Regions from separate parts of the Homo sapiens genome. Here region 1 is linked to region 2. A link is an interaction called in ENCODE POLR2A ChIA-PET data of the cell type or tissue named here. Cell type or tissue: Panc1. All regions are shown on one strand. Links, peaks and the distances in the headings refer to the core of each region. The heading gives the core; the rest is flanking DNA.

Region 1 (5,504 bases), core at 154-5,153, 170 kb after region 2:
ATTTGCTGTTTTCAAAAAATCAATTCTGATGAAGTTATCCAACCCAGTCACTTTTGTAAGCTCTTAACTCTCAAATGAGCCAAAAAAAAAAAAGAAAGAAAAAGAAAAAAAAAATCACATAGTGTGAAAATCTGAATGCAATGTTACAAGTCTCTTGTGCTAGCAATGAAAGAAAGAACAATTTTGCGAAAGTGGTTCTTCCAACAACCACTCATTTCTTGGCTGCAGTAGGCTATTTCTGCATTCTTCCCGTTCATCCCCAAAATGTTAACTGTCATCTGAAGCTAAGCTTTCTCTCCAGCTGCATATGTGTGAATTGGATGACTCTCCTTGCAAACAGTTGACATTTTGGCTGTTCTGCTAACATGAAATCCCAACTATGAAAACATTAGCCTCCACGCTCCAAGATCCTGTATTGCCAGAGGCATTACATTTCCAAACTTAAAGAAGTACTAGTCCCTCATTGTTTTCAATCAGAGCAAACTGCCACAGCCAGAATCTGTTCCACATATAAAACAGAATGACCTACTTTCCTGTGCCTCTGTTTTTATCTACACAGAACTGTACTACCCGCATTCCTAACAGCCATCTCCTGGCTATGGATCTTGCAAAGGATCCACCTTCTTAGAAAAATTACTTGGCAGTAGATTAATAGAAGTTTGCAGTTTGCAGTGTAGTCACTCAGAAAGAAAAGTTAAGTAAAATTAAAATGGTTTGGGATTAAAAGCGGCGCCTTTGAACTCAGGCAGCCCTGTCCAACCTGCTAGTTTCTATCAATTAAGTTCCTTAAGCAAGTGCTTTCTTCTACTCAGAGCTTTCAAAGAATGTTCTGCTCTACAAAATGATTTATGTCTTTCATAAGCAAAGTTCCTTTTGGGTGAAGAGTGCAGTCAAGTTGTTATTGTTTTTCTGCAATTTTGATAGGAACACAAAATGAGGTCCCTAGATTAATTTCTTTATTTTTTGAAAGAATTGATCAGTTCCTCGTTGATGATATCAACCCAAAAGCTGAACCCAGTGGCTTGCTGTTTCCCAACCCACAGTTTTCAATCTTGAAGCTTCCTTGGCTCTTCATGCCCCTGCAGGCACAGTGTGTAATAATTACAACTTCTGAAAAATGCTGGCCAATATTCTGGCCCAAGAAGCAGAAAACCATGAAAGCAAAGACTGGATCAACCAGTATGGAACACAATACTCTGTCTGTTCTGAATAGCCAGAAGAAAGTCACTTGTTAGCATTCACTTCTGCTGTTGCTTTATGTTCCTTCTATGAAACAAGTTTATATTTCTAACTAGAGGAGTTTCTACCCTCTCCCACTTCCTACAACTTTTCTGTACAGCAAGTTACAAATCAAAACATATATGGGTAAACTGAAGAGGTTCCATTCTTGTCCCCCTGTCTGATAGAGTTGCAGTTAAACAAAAGAAATTGTGCACAAAAACTAAGCACAGTCATTATCTTTATGACATCCATGCTTTGGAACTACAAGACACTCAACTGATGAGACTCAAGTCATGAACTTATTTTTAGGAGAGTAGCTTAGTCTTTCCATCATAGAATCCCCTGGCCTCTGCTTAGCGTCTTTATCCCTCTCATTCACATAATGGCTGCTTTTCAAGGCTAAGTCCAGTTTCAAAGAGAGCAATGCTAGCACTCTGCTATTCTTTCTTTCTTTGTACATGCCTTTAGACATTTTAAACTAAGCCTTCTGTCAAGGCTGAATATATGTGGGATCTGAAATGCTACTCCTAGAAAGTGCAACCATCTTGGTATTTTATGAAATGGCACCCTTTCACTGATGTAAAAACCAAGATGTCTCATTACATAAAATAAAAGACAGATCAAAATAAGGCACGGGCGTGAGGAGACCGAGATCAAGAATTCAAGCTTGGCTGGGTGCAGTGGCTCACGTCTGTAGTCCCAGCACTTCGGGAAGCCAAGGCGGGCAGATCACTTGAGGCCAGGAGTTCGAGACCAGCCTGGGCAACATGGCAAAATCCCGTCTCCACTAAAAATACAAAAATTAGCCTGACATGGTGGTACGTGGCTATAGTCCCAGCTACTCGGGAGGCTAAGGCACGAGAATGGCTTGAAGAACCCGGGAGGCAGAGGCTGCAGTAAGCCGAGATTGCACCACTGCACTCCAGTTTGGGCAACAGAGTGAGGCCCTGTGTCAAAAAAAAAAAAAAAAAAAAAAAAAAAAATTCAAGCTCCCCCAAAAGAGGTTTACTTAGGTTTACTAATTTGGATCAGCTTCCAAATTAGAATCATGCATGGGAGGGCGCAGGCATAAGCATCCCTTGTGCAAAAATTCAGGTGGGAGGAACCCTCCTACCCTCCATTTATATACGGTTAGCACTGTCCTATCACCAGATTTTAAAACTATCTCAAGACAAACATCCATCTGTTATTTCAAATCCTCTATGTTCATCATTCCTTTGCTTAAATACATCATGCTTGAAGATGTCTTTAAAGTAAAGGAAAATAGGATAGGCTTTCTATAAAAAAATTTTCTCTACCCCAAATAATTGTGATGTTTTTCTCAAATAAAATAAAGGGAGGAAATAGAAAATAATGAGAGTGGACGTGTTGTCATCTGGTAACTTCTGAGAGGGCCCAGCATGCTGCCAGCCTCTTTTTAGCACCAGCTGGGCAGGTGCTAATACCTTTGATGGGCTGTCACTATAGGAACCCTGGTTAGGAGTCTCAACAAAACATCCTTGAACTGAATGTGCCCCCAGAAGGAACTGCTTTACCTCCGCAACTGGAAGGTTAGGTCACTCCTTGGCTACTGACCCGAGGTAACTAACAAAGCATGAGCAGTCTCACTAACAATTATGTTTTACTGAGTCTTGTCAAATGGAGGCTGTAGGCTTGTAAGTCCGATGGTTTTCTTTCTGCACACTAAGTTATTTTGAAAAATACATAAAAAGGAAGAAAGAGAGAGAGAAAGAGAAGGAGGGAGGGATGGCAGAAAGAAAGAAGAAGGGAAAGAAAAGGAAAAGAAAAGAAAAAAGGAAGCTGTGAGGCTTATCAGGAGTTATGCCAAGTTTCAGGCTTTTGAAATTTGAAACGCCTGAATGCCACGCCTTTAAAACTCAGGTGTACAGTAAGGAACTATTTGGCTAGGTCATGATATTGTTAACTTGGCAAAGAAAAGAGATTACTTTTCAAGTGCAATTTCAAGGGTGGGTACTGGGCTGTGAGGTACTCCAAGGAAACTTTGAAGAGTGGGGACTGATCCAAAGCTCCTGGGTTGACAAAGAAGCAATGTTTTTTGATTGCCAAAGGTCTTTCCAAGTCTGTGGTCCCTGAACTGGCTGTCAGATGTTGCCTCAATTTTGGCTTTATGTTTTAATATCCTGCTTAGTTGAAAAGGCACAAATCACTACAAGCCCTAAAGTTTACATATTTAAGTCCCTTGCGATCAAAAGAGATCTTTTATAGTAGCTGACATTGTGCTATAAGAGAAAACAATGCTACCTTTCCACTTGCTTGTTCCACCCAGTTACGAAGGCTGTGAGCTTTGATGTGTGAAGCAAGGAAGATTTTAAAAACTCAGAATTGGGTCACTTCTGGAAATGCAAATGGAAACAGAGGCAATATTGGTGGAAAAAAAAAAAGGGGTAACAGTCCTATTCACTGAGGCATTTGTTTCTAGAGACGAGGAGTGGCTCTCATAATATGTCACCGGGGCTTTCCTTCAACACCTCTGACTCAGTCTGTGCATTCACAGATCTACTGGAATGGTAGGTGCCATTCACAGGCATATTTAATGCCAGCATTTTTTCTCTTTCACATTAAGTATGTCCTGGAGGTCTAAATGTTATGTGTAATGTATAAAAGGTATACTAGGAGAGAAGGAGGTTGCTCCACCAACAGAAGATCAGAAAGAGCAGAAACTTTTATGCAAATCATCAAAATACGCATCTGCTCCCATTTCCACCCCACTGATGTAAATGAAAAGATCCTGGCTTTCCCTTTAGGTATACACACCTCTGAACACACAAAGCTTGCTCTAGACATTCACTATTAGTCAATTTCACCTGTTTATTAAAAATTGATAAGGCTGGAGAGTTGATGAGGCAGAAAAAGAGGCCACAGAGTAGTTTGCCATCCCTTTTTCTAGGAAAAGTGTTCTCTTCTGATTTTCTGGATGCTGAAGGAAAAGAGTTCTCGCAGCAACACTGAATTCCACTTGGATGATCTCTAAAGATTTCAGACAGTGGATAAATCATTTGTAAAGGCACAGATGAAAATATTAAGTATACATACACCAGAAAAATAACATCCTGGAATTCGCTTTCCAGAACATTGTTATGAGACCAGTAGCTTCTTTGCATACCCCCAAGAATGACAGTTGTCACTTGTCAGTTTGACACTGTCAGTAAGGAACTAAGGAGTATACAATTGCAAAGTTTCTGCCTCCCCTTAACACTTTCAGTTGTGAAGATGGGCGATGATTGCTTTATAAATTATTACAAATTACATCAGAAATATCTCACTTTAGGAAACGTAGCCGAGTTGGAATGGAGGCAGGAAGCCAGAACCTGTACCACACACTTATTCACACTTATCTCTTGTTTCTGAAGTGGAGATTATGACAGCAATATAGCTACCTGGGAACTATAGTAATAAGCAGAAAGGCAAAATCCAGGACATAGGTCCTAAACTTCAACTAGGAGTCTCTATCTATATGTAACACAACCCTAAAGTTGAGGAAACACTGATGGTGTTGAATCAGAGAACTTACACCAAAAAATGTTATTGTTGTTAATAGTAGTCAACTCCCAAATTTTAGAGACAGAGAGGTAAAGCGACTTTCAATCTGGATCTCTAAACTAGAATACTCTTTTGTTCCCATGACTCCAATTTTTTTTTTTTTTTTTTTTTTGAGACGGAGTCTCGCTTTGTCACCCAGGCTGGAGTGGAGTGGTGTGATCTCGGCTCACTGCAAGCTCCGCCTCCCGCGTTCACGCCATTCTCCTGCCTCAGCCTCCCCCTTAGATGGGACTACAGGCGCCCACCACCACGCCTGGCTATTTTTTTGTATTTTTAGACGGGGTTTCACCCTGTTAGCCAGGATGGTCTCGATCTCCTGACCTCGTGATCCACCCACCTCGGCCTCCCAAAGTGCTGGGATTACAGGTGTGAGCCACCTCATCCGGCCCCATGACTCCAATATTTTTCCAATACATTCCAAGACCTTCAAAGCCAGAGAGTAGTGCTAAATAACAGGGCTTGCCTTACTTACATATAGGCCAGATAAAACCTATATGGACGACTTCTGTGCATGGCAATGATGGAGTAAGAATGACTGAACTTACTATATTATCTGAAACAACTAAAAACCTGGCAAAATATATGAAACAACTGTTTCCAAGACATTTGATATCAGACAATGAAGAACAGTGATCACTGAGATATGGGAAACAAATGGGGCCTTTGACTGACTGGAGCGAGTTTCCAGGGAGTGGTCCCCATGGGGAGTCGGCAGTCTCCCT
Region 2 (5,504 bases), core at 251-5,250:
TGTTCATTAAAAATTACACAGTCGAGGCTGGGCGCGGTGGCTTACACCTGTAATCCCAGCACTTTGGGAGGCTGAGACGGGTGGATCACCTGAGGTCGGGAGGTTGAGACCAGCCTGGCCAACATGGAGAAACCCTATCTCTACTAAAAATACAAAATTAGCTGGGTGTGGTGGTGCGTGCCTGTAATCCCAGCTACTCAGGAGGCTGAGGCAGGAGAATCACTTGAACCTGGGAGATGGAGGTTGCAGTGAGCCGAGATCGCATCATTGCACTCCAGCCTGGGCAACAAAAGCGAAACTCTGTCTCAAAAAAAAAAAAAAAAAAAATACACAGTCTGTGGTATTCGAATATTACAACACAAAATAGACTAAGACATTTCTGGACATTGGACAATCAGAACTAGAAAGAAAGGGCAGTGCAAGGGACTGCTCTTTTTTTTTACAGTAAACCTTATAGAATCATTTCATTCATTAAAGTGATATGTATAATAAATAACAACCAAATATTTGGAGAGTAGGAACAATAAAAGAGGCATCGTAATGAGGTAATTACCAGAATGGGAGGCTGGGGCCCAAGTCTTTTAACCTCTGTAAGACTCAGTTTCCTCACATATAAAATACAAATTATAGTATGGACCATAATTTTCTGGGCTGATTGCAAGGGATAAATAAACTAAGATATATGGTTTTGCAAATTTAAAGCACCATAGAAATGTAGAAAATTGTATTTATTAAGTGTATAAGACAAAAGGCGAGTAATAAAACTGGTTTAATGCAAAGAAACATCTGGCTCTTTGATACTTGTTTGCAGTCCTCAGAAACTTGAACTGAAAAATCTCTGTCATTCATAGTAGATGGCATGGCTAATGTTTATGGAAAAGAAGATGGTGCCACCTTCCACAGGGCACTGTGGCTGCTCTTATGAAACAAAACACCAGTGGAGTCTGCAACCAAACTAGTGTTCTATGTGTGTTGTGCACATGTCCAATATGTATCATAAGATGCTTCCTAAGGTTGCTCCTGAGACATCTTGCCTACATGCTACACAAACGTGGCTGCCTTAGTCCATTTTGGCTGCTATAACAAAATATCTTATAAATAACATAAATCTATTTCCTACAGTCCTAGAGGCTGAGGAGTCCAAGATCAACGTGCGAACAGATTCACTGTTGGGTAAGGGCCGTTCCTCAGGCCTTCTTGCTGTGTCCTTACATGATGAAAGAGGGGAACAAAGGACCGCTTTTATAAGGCACTAATCCCATTCATGAGGGCTCTACCTTCATGACCTAATCAACTCATAAATGTCCCACCTATTCACACTAATGCATTGGAGAAAGATTTCAACATATGAATTTTGGGGGTGACACAAACATTCAGACTATAACAGGGACCAAGTCTGTGGTGTAGGTAATAATATTGCACATATTTCAAATTCTTGGTTTTGAAAATATGCTGTGGCTATGTAAGATGTTATCAATGTGGGAAGCAGGGTGATGGGAACACACTGTACTATTTTTACAACTTCTCGAAAGTCTAAAAGTAATTCAAAACAAAAAGCTAAAAAGGAAGTATTTAGATCCAACCAATGCCCCAATTTAAAGATAATCCAAACTACATCTGGATCCCAAAGGAGGTCTGAACCCTCCAAGAACACTAGACTGTGCTGTGCTGCAGCAAGTGAAAGGCTGTATCGACACCTAAGAGGCTGATCTGTTCTCACCAAGGAACAGGATTTTCCCAATTCCGTTTTCCTGAACCATTTGTTCATTACTTCCCCTCAAGCCACAGTTTCATTTATGCCATTAAGAAAAATTATCACATATAATCGCCAACCTTGGGAAAAGAATATAGTCATTTTGTTTTCTTTCAGACCACAAAGTAGGAAATCAGAAGCCTTGGGTAAATTGAAAATCCCAACTTTGTTTTATTTAAGGGATGCCAAGACTCCCTGTGCCCCTGGCACTCTGGGTGGGGGGATTTCCTGCATGCCAAATTGCTAATGCAAGATGCATTAGCCCATAGCTTTAGAAGTTCCAGATTTCTTGGCACCAAAGGGTTATGAATAATCCTTTCCACTCCCCTTGACTGTTGGAGGACTTTCAAAATATTTTCTAGTCTTTACTTCTACTGCCCTTTGATCTTGTCAGGGAGAATCTAAGAGACCAACTTGTTTGTTTCCTGGACTAACAGCAATGCTTCTCCAACTTTAACAAACATAGGAATTACCTGGTAAAAATACAGACTCGCAGGTCACACTCCTTGAAATTCTGGGGTGAGGCAAGTTGTACCCAATATCGACAATGATTCCAGGTGATCTGATGTGGGGTTGACTATATATCACACCATGAAAATCACTGGCAGAGAGATATAAAAGATAAAGAACATCCTAAAAAAGTGCTTTGAAGGCCAGGCATGGTGGCTCATGCCTGTAATCCCAGCACTCTGGGAGGCTGAGGCCGGGGGGATCACCTGAGGTCAGGAGTTTGAGACCAGCCTGGCCAACATGGCGAAACCCCATCTCTACTAAAAATACAAAAATTAGCCGGGCGTGGTGGCCGGCACCTGTAATCCCAGCTACTTGGGAGGCTGAGGCAGGAGAATTGCTTGAACTCAGGAGGCTGCAGTGAGCTGAGATCATACCACTGCACTCCATACTCCAGCCTGGGTGATAGTGAGAGACTCTGTCTCAAAAAAAAAGCTGTGATGTGGTTTGGATGTCTATCCCTTCCAAATCTCATGTTGAAAGTGGAGTCTAGTGGGAGGTATTGGATGATGGAGATGGGTCCCTCATGAATGACTTAGTGCCATCCCCTTGGTGATGAGTGAGTTCTTAGTTCACACGAGATCTGGTTGTTTAAGAGTCTGGGACCTCCTGCTTCTCTCTCTTGCTTCCTCTCTCACCATGTGATACAGCAGCTTCCCCTTCACCTTCCGCCATGATTGTAAGCTCCCTGGAGCCCTCACCAAAAGCAGAGGCCAGCACCATCCTTCCTGTACAGGCTGCAGGACTGTGAGCCAAAATAAACCTCTTTTCTTTATAAATTACTCAGTCTCATACATTCCTTTATAGCAACACAAACAGACTAATACATCTTTAAAAGAAAAGAAAAGAAAGAAGAAAGAAGGAAAGAAAGAGAGAAAGACAGAAGGAAAGAAAGAAAGAAAGAAAGAAAGAAAGAAAAAGAAAGAAAGAAAGAAAGAAAGAAAGAAAGAAAGAAAGAAAGAAAGGCAGGAAGGAAGGAAAAAGAAAGAAAGAAAATTGCTCATTATCCACAAGATTTAGTTAAAAGATTACATGAAAAGCAAAGGGTTTGGTGAGGCGTGGTGGCTCACGCTTGTCCCAGCATTTTGAGAGGCCAAGGTGGGAGGATTCTTTGAGCCCAGGAGTTTGGGACCATTCTGGGCAACACAGTGAGACTCCATCTTTCCAAAAAAATAAAAAATTAGCTGCGCCTGTGGTCCCAGCTACTCAGAGTGGGAACTCTGCTCTCTGACTTCAGGTTTCTATTTTGTCCTATTACACTTTGGGAGGCAAAGTAAGTCATAGGGCCACACCTAAAAGTCAATGTGAGTGGAGTAATGAAGTGCAACCCTACCATGTGTCTGGAGGGTGGAGAGCAAGAAATATTTGATGAATATCACAAAGGAGTCCTGCAGAGGGTATTTCAGAACAATCATTCAATTGGGAGGATCAGTTGAATCCAGGAGGTTGACGTTGGGGTGAGCAGTGATCATGCCCCTGCACTCCAGCCTGGGTGACAGAACAAGACCCTATTTCAAAAAATAAAAAAGAAAAGAAAAGAAAATCAAAGGGTTTGACATGAGCTTTGAACCATTAGAAATGAAAATGTGATACTGGTTCATCAGCTGACATTTTAGATATAATTTTCCTTTTATTAATTAATCATTGAAGAATAAATAGTGGAATTGTCCAGTTATTTTCACCTCTGAGATAATGGCATTGATGTTGTTATTTCAATAAGCCTAATTGGGACAAAATGAAGCTGAATTCCTTAGTGTTTTTCCCCACATGGTAAACACTTGCATCCAGAGTGACTGAGTTCTTTTTAAAGTAACAAGTAGAGAGTAGAAGTGGGTTAATGTATAGACTTGCTGAGATTACATGAATTGTGAGTATTTTTGGGAAAGTTCAAGGAGCAAATTGCATTTAAAGCTGGGGCAGTATGGTCTTCAGATAGGTTTTTTATTTTCACTACTCCAAGCCAGGTCAGACTTCCCTTTCCTGAACAGCATTCCTATTAGCATCTCATTTACCTTCAAACTTGGCCATTTATCAGCTCTTCACCCACAAAACTTTTGTCCTCGGCAGGACTGTGAGTTCAGGGTAGAGCACAATCATACCACCTCCTGCAGAGCTTTGTATACAGTAACTGCACAATAAATATGTGTTGTATGAATCCATGAATAAATACATTTAGATGAGCAGCCAGTCAAATCACCACCACCAGATAAGTTCCCTTTGAGAGGGGAGGAATACATGCTCCAAAGAGCCCTGAATTTACATTCAGAGCAACTATCTTTGCTTCCTCAATCTATAACCAGTAAACCAGTGCTGTCCAAGAGAAATATAGCACAGATTACAAATGCAAGCTGCCTATGTACTTTTCCATTTTTAGTAGCTCTGTTCTAAAAGATAAAAATAAACAAGCAAAATTAATTTTAAGATCATATTTTATTTAACTCACCCAGTGTCTCTAAAATATTATTTCGTCGTGTAATTAATAGAAACTATTTTTTTCAACAACCAAGAGCAGGTAAAATATAAACTATTAATGAGATTTTTACATTCCTCTTTCATGCCAGTTTTGAATCTGGTATGTGTTTTATTGGACCAGCCACATTTCAAATGCTTGATTGCTGCCTGGGGCTGGTGGCCATGCTGTTGAAGGACACAGCTCCAGAGTTATGTTGGCTGTGAATAAACCCCGATTTCCTTTTTTGGGACACTGGAATAATACCTACCTCATAGGACTTCTGTGAGGATTAAATGAAACCATGAAGTGTGAATGCGTAGGGTGGCTTCTAACAAGAAGGTTTATTTCTTGCTTTCCATTCATTGATGGTTTATTTCTTGCCACCCATTCATTGATGGTTTATTTCTTGCCACCCATTCATTCAGTGGGGACTCTGCCCTCTGACTTAAAGTTTCTATTCTGTCCTATTACATTTTAGGAGGCAAAGTAAGTCATAGGGCCACACCCAAAGGTCAATGGCAGTGGAGTAGAAAACTGCAACCCTACCATGTGTCTGGAGGGTGGAGAGCAAGAAATATTTGATGAATATCACAAAGGAGTCATGCAAAGGGTATTTCAGAACAATCATTCTAATAATCATTTTTGGCTGGACGTGGTGGCTCACGCTTGTAATCCCAGCACTATGGGAGGCCGAGGCAGGCGGATCACGAGGTCAGGAGATCGAGAACATCCTGGCTAACAAGGTGAAACCCCGTCTCTACTAAAAATACAAAAAAGAAAAAAAAAATT

The links. Peaks named below come from ENCODE experiments on the same cell type or tissue, not always from the same donor. Only the 100,000 strongest peaks of a DNase experiment are listed, where the experiment ranks them.
Region 1: POLR2A ChIA-PET joins it to region 2 with 17 read pairs; 4 of 35 experiments call an interaction of 5 or more read pairs at or near these places.

Annotation. Positions count from the first base shown.
Region 1 is chr18:3,538,295-3,543,798 of GRCh38, forward strand. All of the region lies in intron 9 of DLGAP1 (DLG associated protein 1), which reads right to left. Among named protein-coding and RNA genes, the nearest start is that of DLGAP1-AS1, 53 kb to the right of the region's middle. In Panc1, for the core only: no CTCF peak of the experiment used is centred there; no DNase peak of the experiment used is centred there; H3K27ac peaks cover 4,081 bases.
Region 2 is chr18:3,366,335-3,371,838 of GRCh38, forward strand. No RefSeq gene overlaps it. Among named protein-coding and RNA genes, the nearest start is that of LINC01895, 19 kb to the left of the region's middle. In Panc1, for the core only: no CTCF peak of the experiment used is centred there; no DNase peak of the experiment used is centred there; H3K27ac peaks cover 2,940 bases.